2 separate regions of the Homo sapiens genome follow, and region 1 is linked to region 2. The links are chromatin contacts, found by Hi-C or POLR2A ChIA-PET in ENCODE. All regions are on one chromosome and are shown on one strand. The core of a region is the stretch at or near the end of the contact, and the rest is flanking DNA. Distances in the headings are between cores, read along the strand shown.

Evidence for each region. Hi-C counts contacts between places; a loop is a spot of excess contacts on that map. ChIA-PET counts read pairs that join two places held with the same protein, here RNA polymerase II (POLR2A). Pooled maps may share reads with other maps.
Region 1: a map of CD8-positive, alpha-beta T cell shows a loop between it and region 2 (4-fold over the local background). The contact joins two enhancer-like sites. A Hi-C loop is called at or near these places in 2 of 168 maps with a recorded cell type or tissue (CD8-positive, alpha-beta T cell and naive thymus-derived CD4-positive, alpha-beta T cell) and 4 of 50 pooled maps. POLR2A ChIA-PET finds 5 or more read pairs at or near these places in 7 of 52 experiments (CD4-positive, alpha-beta T cell, CD8-positive, alpha-beta T cell, activated CD4-positive, alpha-beta T cell and 3 more).

Annotation. Positions count from the first base shown.
Region 1 is chr5:109,919,482-109,923,924 of GRCh38, forward strand. No RefSeq gene overlaps it. Among named protein-coding and RNA genes, the nearest start is that of LINC01848, 39 kb to the left of the region's middle. Within about 2 kb of position 2,395, at least 4 of the 41 ENCODE cell types and tissues checked have a DNase peak (open chromatin) inside an H3K27ac peak, as active enhancers do.
Region 2 is chr5:109,875,959-109,880,090 of GRCh38, forward strand. No RefSeq gene overlaps it. Among named protein-coding and RNA genes, the nearest start is that of LINC01848, 5.2 kb to the right of the region's middle. Within about 2 kb of position 1,858, at least 2 of the 41 ENCODE cell types and tissues checked have a DNase peak (open chromatin) inside an H3K27ac peak, as active enhancers do.

The DNA.
Region 1 (4,443 bases), core at 1,145-3,644, 44 kb after region 2:
CCTCTTTCCGTTATAAATTACCCAGTCTTGGGCAATTCTTTATGGGGGTATGAAAATGGACTAATACACCCTGGGAATTTGTTTCTCCTCCTTAGGACAAAACAAAAGATACAATATTTCCCTCATCCCGTGCTCCAGTCTAGAAACATTTGAGCCCAAATATCTATTGTCTGTGATGGATCCGGTGCAATGAAATTAGCCAATGACCAAGTCTCTAGATCCTTTTAAATTGACTTGTTAAATAAACTTTTATTGTAGGTTCAGAGGTACAGGTGCAAGTTTGTCATACAGGTAAATTGCATGTCACGGGGGTTTGGGGTACAAATTATTTCATCATCTAGCTAATAAGCATAGTATCCAATTGGTAGTTTTTTGATCCACTCCATTCTCACACCTTCCACCCTTATGTAGGCCCCAGTGTCTGTTGTCCTCTTCTTTGCATTCATATGTACTCAGTGTTTAGCTCTCACTTATAAGTGAGAACATGTGGCATTTGGTTTTCTGTTCCTGCATTAATTTGCTGAGGATAATGGCCTCCAGCTCCATTCTTGTTGCTACAAAGGACATAATCTGATTCTTTTTATGGCTGTGTAGTATTCTATGGTGCATATGTACCACATTTACTTTACCCATTCTACCATTGATGGGCATTTAGGTTGATTTCATGTTTTTGCTACAGTAAATAGTGCTGTGATAAACATATATGTGCACGCGTCTTTATAGTAGAATGATTTATATTCCTTTGGATATATATCCAATAATGGGATTGCTGAGCCAAATGGTAATTCTGTTTTAAGTTCTTTGAGAAATCATCACACTGCTTTCCACAATGGCTGAACTAATTACTTTGTCACCAGCAACGTATAGACATTCCCTTTTCTCTGCAATCTTGCCACTATCTGTTCTTTTTTGACCTTTTAATAATAGCCATTCTGACTGGTGTGAGATGGTATCTGATTGTGGTTTTGATTTGCATTTCTCTAATGATTGGTGGTGTTGAACATTTTTTCATATGCTAGTTGGCCACCTCTATGTCTTCTTTTGTAAAGTGAATTGAGCTATTTATTTATTTTTAAATATCCTCTTATTTGGACTCTGCTAGGTCCTGGCTTTGAATGGATTTTCTCTCTTTCTCTTCCTCCTCTACCACTGAGAGTGAGCAGGGTCCTCAAAAGCTGCCGGGCTCCTGGGGCATGTGGAAGGTTGTGCCTGCATGGATATGGAGAGTAGTGTTGGGGATGGGGATTGCTACCTTTCCGTCATTTAGGGCTTTTACCTGCAAAGGCCCATAGAGCTAGCTTTATTCAGAGTTTCATTGCAAAGCCTCATTTCTACTTTCCCCAACTCTTCTCTCAACCAGTCCTTGCCTCCAAGGACACCCATAGAGTCCTTGTGGTCATTTCTCGTGGTTATCAGCCTCCCATGGCTCATCCCTGCAGCTGCAGGAGGTTCGTGGTCCTGCCATTACCTCTTGCAGTTGGTTGGGGCTAGATCAGCCTTTTGGCTGCCAAGGGAGGAATCAGGAGCTGTTCCACATTTTGGGCTGAAGGAAAGACGTTGTAATTATGGATTGAAAGCCCCCACTGTTGGCATCACTGACTGCCCCCTAAGCAGAGGATTACTTAGAAATAGACAGCAGGGACACCCAGATGGACGTGGCTCACCCGACTTTTACTGGCTGACCGCGATCACCTTTTTCTGACCTTTAGAAAATGACAGAGTGCTGTGTTCTCCTGACTAAGAGTGTGACTACTGGGGAAGGGTGGCAGAATAATCATGCCCTGGGATGTTGCCATTTTATTATTTTTTTCTTTTTAATCTTAGCACACAATCCAGGAGTGTGCTAAAATGATTTGGACCCTATCCTTGAGGAGTTTAGGATATTGAAGGATGCAATATTAACACAGACATAATAATCGAGAACAACATAAAGGAGTCTATAATGGCTGCATAATTGTGTGCAATTGCCTGATGGGATAGTAGGAGGAGCCTTGAGGGCTGTGGGAGCCAAGAAAGCCTTCAAGAAAAAGTAACTTAAGCTGAGTCTTAGAGAATGTGCTGGATTTGAGTAGGGAGATGGAAGGGCATTCTAGGAGCCAAGACCAAAGGGGAAGGGACAGGAACTGTTTATTAGATGCTAAAGAAAGCAGTACAAACCTGAGGCATGGAAGGACAAGCTGGGAAGGTCTTTAACTGTTAACCCAGGTCCTGAAGCTCAGGGGTGAATCTGATCAGGTGTGAATCTCTTCTATGCCGAAGGTCCAGAGAGTGATTCCTCAAGGTCACAGAGCAGCCATGGTGCCAGATGCTGTGGTGTGTCTGTGCAGTCATAGGCTCAAAGCACTTCTCACTCAACCACATTGCATTTGCTCACAACTCATAACCCCTTTGAAGCTTGCCAAAACACAGGTGCACTTTTGTTTTGAAGACAAACTCTGAGAGCTGCTGATGGGACTTTTTGAGGCCACCATTGCTTCTGCAGCTGCTCATATGCTTCAAAGAACTGAGGCCTTAGCTGCAGGGGCAGGGGAGCCGTTGACTTCTGAGGTTTAGGTGGCAGGTGCCTTTTCTGCAGTCACTCCCTCCCTCTTTGGAAGCAGAGGGTGCTAGCCTCCTACAGAGAGGACTGTGAGCTCCCCCCTTGTCACGGATGGCCCTGCAGTGCCAAGTGCTGACAGGAGGTCGTGGCTGCTTTCAGCGGAGCATTAGCCCTAATAGGTTTGGCAGGATTTTAAAATAATCAAAACAAAGCAGGTTAGAAGGTTTGATGGGGGAGGTATGTGGTGACTGCTTGAGCTCAGATCACATGGTATGTCCAGCAGCCTGGCCCAGAACAGCTCCAAGGCCTGATGCCAAGGGTCTGGGCTGAACAGAAATCTGAAGTGGCTTTATCAGAGAAATTAGTGTGTGATTAGAGCTGAGAAGAGTCACGAGTCTTAACTTCTGTTTAGCACTCCAAGAATAAGGTGTCCCGTGTGGTGCCAAATTACTCCCTCTGGGCAGTCTAAAGCATGAGTGGGATGCTTATCCAGGGAGCACGGTGGAGGAAAGGTGTGGGGGCTGGGGGGAGGCTGTGGGGTGAAGAATGATGCAGTGCCATGGAGTAAGCTGTAGACAGACCTGCTTTGGCTTTGTTTGGGGGTGGGGCAGGGTGTGAAATACTTTCTGTACTGATTTCTATCCTGCGATCAGATACCTAGGACGTGTGTTAGAGCCAAGAAGAGACAGAACTTGACCACGTTGGGTATTGCTTGATTTTTTTTGTTTTTTAATGAGGTCTTGCTCTGCCTCTCAGGCTGGAGTACAGTGGTGCAATCAGCTCACTGCAGCCTCTGCCTCCTGGATTCAAGCAATCCTTCTGACTCAGCATCATGGGTAGCAGGGACTACAGGTGTGTGCCACCACACTCAACTTTTTTTTTTTTTTTTTGGTAGAGATGGAGTCTCCCTATGTTGCCCAGCCTGGTCCTGAACTTCTGACTCAAGTGATCCTCCTGCCTTGGCCTCCCAAAGTGCTGGGATTACAGGTGGGAGCAACCATATCTGGCTGGTATTGCATTTTTAATACAATTGGAATAGTATATTAAATATTTTTGAAGGAAAGAATAGACCTTCACTATGGTGGAAATGAAAGGAGTTACCCACCTCATTTTCCTTATGGTAGAACATTGTATTCCAGCCACCACAGGCACTCCAGCCTGTGGCTTTCGGTTGTGAATGACAGCCCACTGAAGTGACTTGTCCTTGCTATCTTTGTCCACAGCAATCCTTGGTTTTGCTCTCACTTTTGCCAGGGCCTCTCTTCTGCATCCTTGATGCCTTTGTCTTCCAACTCTGAATGTTTTTGGCAAGGACAGAGATGTTAAAAAGCTAGCAGGAGGGGCTGGTTCTGACAAAGGACAGGCAGACAGTGCACAGGTGGTGCACCCTAGCCTAACAAAGGCTCCTTTGCTCAGTGGTGGGGAAGAACTGCTGCGTGGCTTTGCTGGAAATCTGTCCCTGAAGCCTAGATGGGCCTAGCCCTCACCTGGCTAGGGATTGTCCCCAAAGCTCTTTTACTGCTAATTCAAGCAGAATGGAGGACTGACACTAAGAAAATAGGCTATCTATCTCATGAAACACCAGGGGAAGACATGTCTAGGTTTGGGACCAGCATCTTAAAGTGTTCAGAAAGTAACACAATTCCTCTCTCTCCCTCTGTCTCTGTCTCTCTGTCTTTATGTGTGTGTCTGTCTCTGACTTTTGAGGCTCTTGCTCTCCACTCGTCACTGTGTATCTGCTTTATTTTTCTCTTATTACACCAACTTTTGCTATTTCTTCAAGCACATGGCAGAAGACGGCTGCCTCTTATCTGGCAATTTTACAAAGCCCTCAACTCAGGCAAACAGTAGAGCTGTTCCTATCAGTGCCAACTCCAAATTCACAGAAAAAAATCTGATTAGTT
Region 2 (4,132 bases), core at 608-3,107:
GACTTCTCCATGTTGTGCTTATGGCATCTTTGGGTAGATAGATATTTGGGGATGGGAAAAAAATGATCTGTTTAATGCAAAACTTACTTTGATTTTGTTTTGGTTTTGTAAATGCCGGGGTTTCCTTTCCCAGAAACAACATAAACCTGAAAAAAAAGAACCTGAAACTTTATCTGGGGTGGTTAAAGCCCACATTTTAAGAGTAATCTGAAAAATCTTGAAAGGATTACATGAAAATAGCTGAGTTTTGACCAGGGAACCAGCAACCACAGCTCATAAATGCCTTTGGCTTCAGATCAGTGTGGGGACCTGCAGAAGAGGAGATTCTCTTCAATTGAAGTACTAAGAGGAGAAATGTTTTTAGATCTCAAGAAATCTTAGTTTTTGGCTATCTGTGGTTAAAAATCAGTCCTGGTGTATCTTTGCCCTGAAAGATTAAGGGAAAGAACTGCTTAGGAAAATATAATGACTGCTTGGTAAGAAGTGCCTGAGCAATGACTTCCACATAGGGTGGATTTGCTAAGGTGTCTGGCGACGGGACCTTCGCCTTGTTCCACAATGCGTCGTGGTGGTTTGAAGCAGGAAGCATGTGTAGTTTGGTGATGCTGTCTTGACTCTTCAATTTAGAGTATGAAGATTTGGAGTGGGAGCAGAGAGGAAGTAATTAAATGTATATCTTTTTAAAATACAACCTCAGTCAAGTTTGAATCTGACAGAAGTTATGTGTATATTTTAGGAATAGCAAAATGTCAGAACTTCAAGCCCATCATTTGAGAGTGAGCTCCCATTTGGCTAATTCCACTGTGTCCTGTTGAGTCTCAGGTTGGTAAAGCACTGCAAGCACAGAGCCCGTTTACATTTACTTCCTCTTAGGATACAGGGCACAGGTAGCGACTTGAGTGGTGGCTCCTGAAAAGATATCTCCATGCCCTAATCCATTAAATCTGTGAATGCAGCCTTACTTGGAAAAAGGGCCTTATGCGTATGTGATTAAGTTAAGACCGTGACAGGCTATCATCTGGATTATCTAGGTGGGCCATAAATCCAATGACAAACATCCTTATCGGAGGCAGAATAGGAGAAGACACAGAGAGGAGGCAACATGACCATGGCGGCAGCGCTGGGAGTGATGCGGCCGCGAGGTAAGGAATGCTGACAGCTACAGAAGCTGGAAGAGGCCAGGGAGGAGTCTACCCTAGATTCTCCAGAGGGTATGTGGCCTGGCTGATAGCTTGATTTGCAACGTCTGGCATCCAGAACTGTGAGAGAATAAGTTTCTCTTTTTTTCAACTACCCAGTTTGTGGTAATTTGTTACAACAGCCTCAGGAAACAAATCTAGTACCCAGAATACATTCATCCAACCCATCCCACGGCCCCTGTGGAGAAGCACATCAGAGCTTTCCCCACCTCCCTGTGATCTTGCCAGAGAATAAAGGGCTGAGGGACTGTGCTGACTCCTGATAGACAAGGTGGTGTGCCAGGATGACAGAGGCACAGAACTAGCCAAGAACCACTCTAGTATTGGATTCATTTGGCGGGACTACTTATTCCACCTGCTTGGAATAAAAACAGGAAGATGTTTTCATTGATTTGCTTCCATTTACCACAGAATGTTACTCATCCAGTTCCAGTTGATTTGAGTCATCTTCTCAGGATGAAATAACTGGATACTTGTCAATAGTAGGGAATATGAATAATTTTCACTTCTCAGAAACTTTTAATTTGTAGGGCACTTTAAATACGCAGATCAATTTGCGCTCTCGAATCTCACAATGACTCTGTGAAGCAGGTCAGACAGGTAAGATTATGAATCTTTTTAAGCTGTGCAACTTAAAGCTAACGAACAAAGCCAGATTGAAAGATAATTTTTCCTCATCCAGTGTCCTGCTTAACTGGCTTACTCACTCTGTGGGGAATGACTGACTGATTCAACAGAGAGTTGACAAATTGAAACCACATTTACCTGGAAATGTCCTTGCATGAGAATAGGGGGAAAAAAGTTTTAAACAGGAAAAATAGAGATACACCCTACCACACGCTGAAACACACGTATATTATACATCTATTCTGCCTAGAATATAATAAAGATTGCATTGCACATTGGTGGTAAAGAGGTAGCTCACTCAATAAATAGTATAGTCTTCATATGGAAAAAATTAAATTGTTTATGTACCTTAAACAGATAGAAAAAAATTTATAGATTAGATATTTAATTGCAAATATATATATACATAATAGAAAAAATACAGGAAATGTGTTTTAATGACTTGGGAGTGGAGAAGGCCTTTCTATGCATAAAATGAACTTAAGAGCTGCAAAGAAAAATAGACAAATTTGGTTATAAAAATTAAAAATGATGTGGTCAAAGATGCTATAATAAAGTCAACAGAAAAACAAAACAATATACAGTGGTAAATATTTGCAAAATATATGCTATTTATTAATTATATTCAGCAAACAGTTTTGGAGCACCAGATATGCACCAGACACCGCGGTCAGTGTTAGGCATTAAGCCCTGAATAAGACAAGCAGTCATCATGACCTCATGGACCTTGCTATCTAGCCTGCATTAACCAAGTACTTTTGAGTATAATGAGTATTATAAAGGTCAAGCTGGATGCAATGGGAAAGTGTGATGTGGATAAGTCTTGATAGGCAAGAGTTAGCATCTCTAAACAACTGACAGAAATCAATGAGAAAAATATTAACCTAGAAAAGTTGAAAAAAGATATGTACTGAAAATTCCCAAATGAAGAAATAATAGTTCACCAATAAACACAGGAAAAGATTTTACCCTTGTGAACAAAGATATTCAAATCAAAATGACATGTAATGTTTTACCTATCAGATTACTAAAGAATCAAATGAGTTACAATAGAAACTGCAGGTGATGAGAGGTAGGAACCTGGGCTTTCTCTCATTCTTTGTAGGAGTGTAAATTGTAGAAAATCGTATAATGCCTATCAAGACTTACAATTTAAAAATTGGTTTCTCTATTCAAAGTGTTATGGACTGAATGTTTGTGTTCCACCCCACAGCAAATTAATGTATTGAAGTCCTAACCCTCAATGCGATGGTATTTGGACACGCATCGTTGGAAGGTAATTAAGGAGAGATGAGGTCATGAGAGTTGGGGCTTGCATGATGAAATTATTGCTCTTATAGGAAGAGACACCAGATTTTTTTTTTTCTTTTTCTCCCTCTCCCTCCATTCTATCTTTCTCTGCCATGTGAGGACATACCCAGAAGTCCCATCTGCAATCTAGGAAGAGAGTACTCACCAAATCGGTAGGCACCTTGATCTTAGACTTTCAGCCTCCCAAACTGTGAGAAATACATTCCTGTTGGTTAAGCCACCCAGTCTTTGGTCTTTTGCTATCACAGCCTGAACAGACTAAGACATTGTTTGTATGTGTGTGTGTGTACGATTTAAAAGCAAGTAACAGGAGAAGTAAAAAAAAAAAATGTAAGCACTGCAGTATCAATCAGAACATTATATTGGGGATTGGCAAACTCTACAGCCCATTGCCATATCAAGCCCACTGCCTGTTTTGGAAATAGAAAATATTGGAGCAGAGCCATACTCATTTGTTTATGTATTGTTTCTGGCTGTTTTTATGCTACAACAATAGACTTGAGTAACTGCAACAGAGACTGAATGGACTGCAGAGCCTAAAATATTTCTTATCTCTTCATTTGTTGACAGTTTGCCAATGCTTCTATTGAGATTAAAACCATAAACAACTTAAATATTAATTAATTATGTTTAATTAAAATTATTTTATATTCACAATGTGGAGTATTATGCAGCAATTGGTAGAGTCTTACATATAGACATGTAAATATGGCTTAAGATATTTTGTTAAATGAGAGTTATGGCTCAATATGTGTAGCATAATTCATTTATGTAAACAATATGTATAAAGAGAGATACATACATATGTATGCTACCATTTATAAAGTGCTAAAGTACTGCCCTAAGCATGTAACGTAATTTGTCTTATTATATGATTTATTACATATAACAATCGTATGTGTTAGTAATATTATTTAATTTTAAATATTAAATAATGATAATATTATTTACTATTTTGCAGAGAAGAAATTGAGGGTTAAAAGACTAATTTGTCT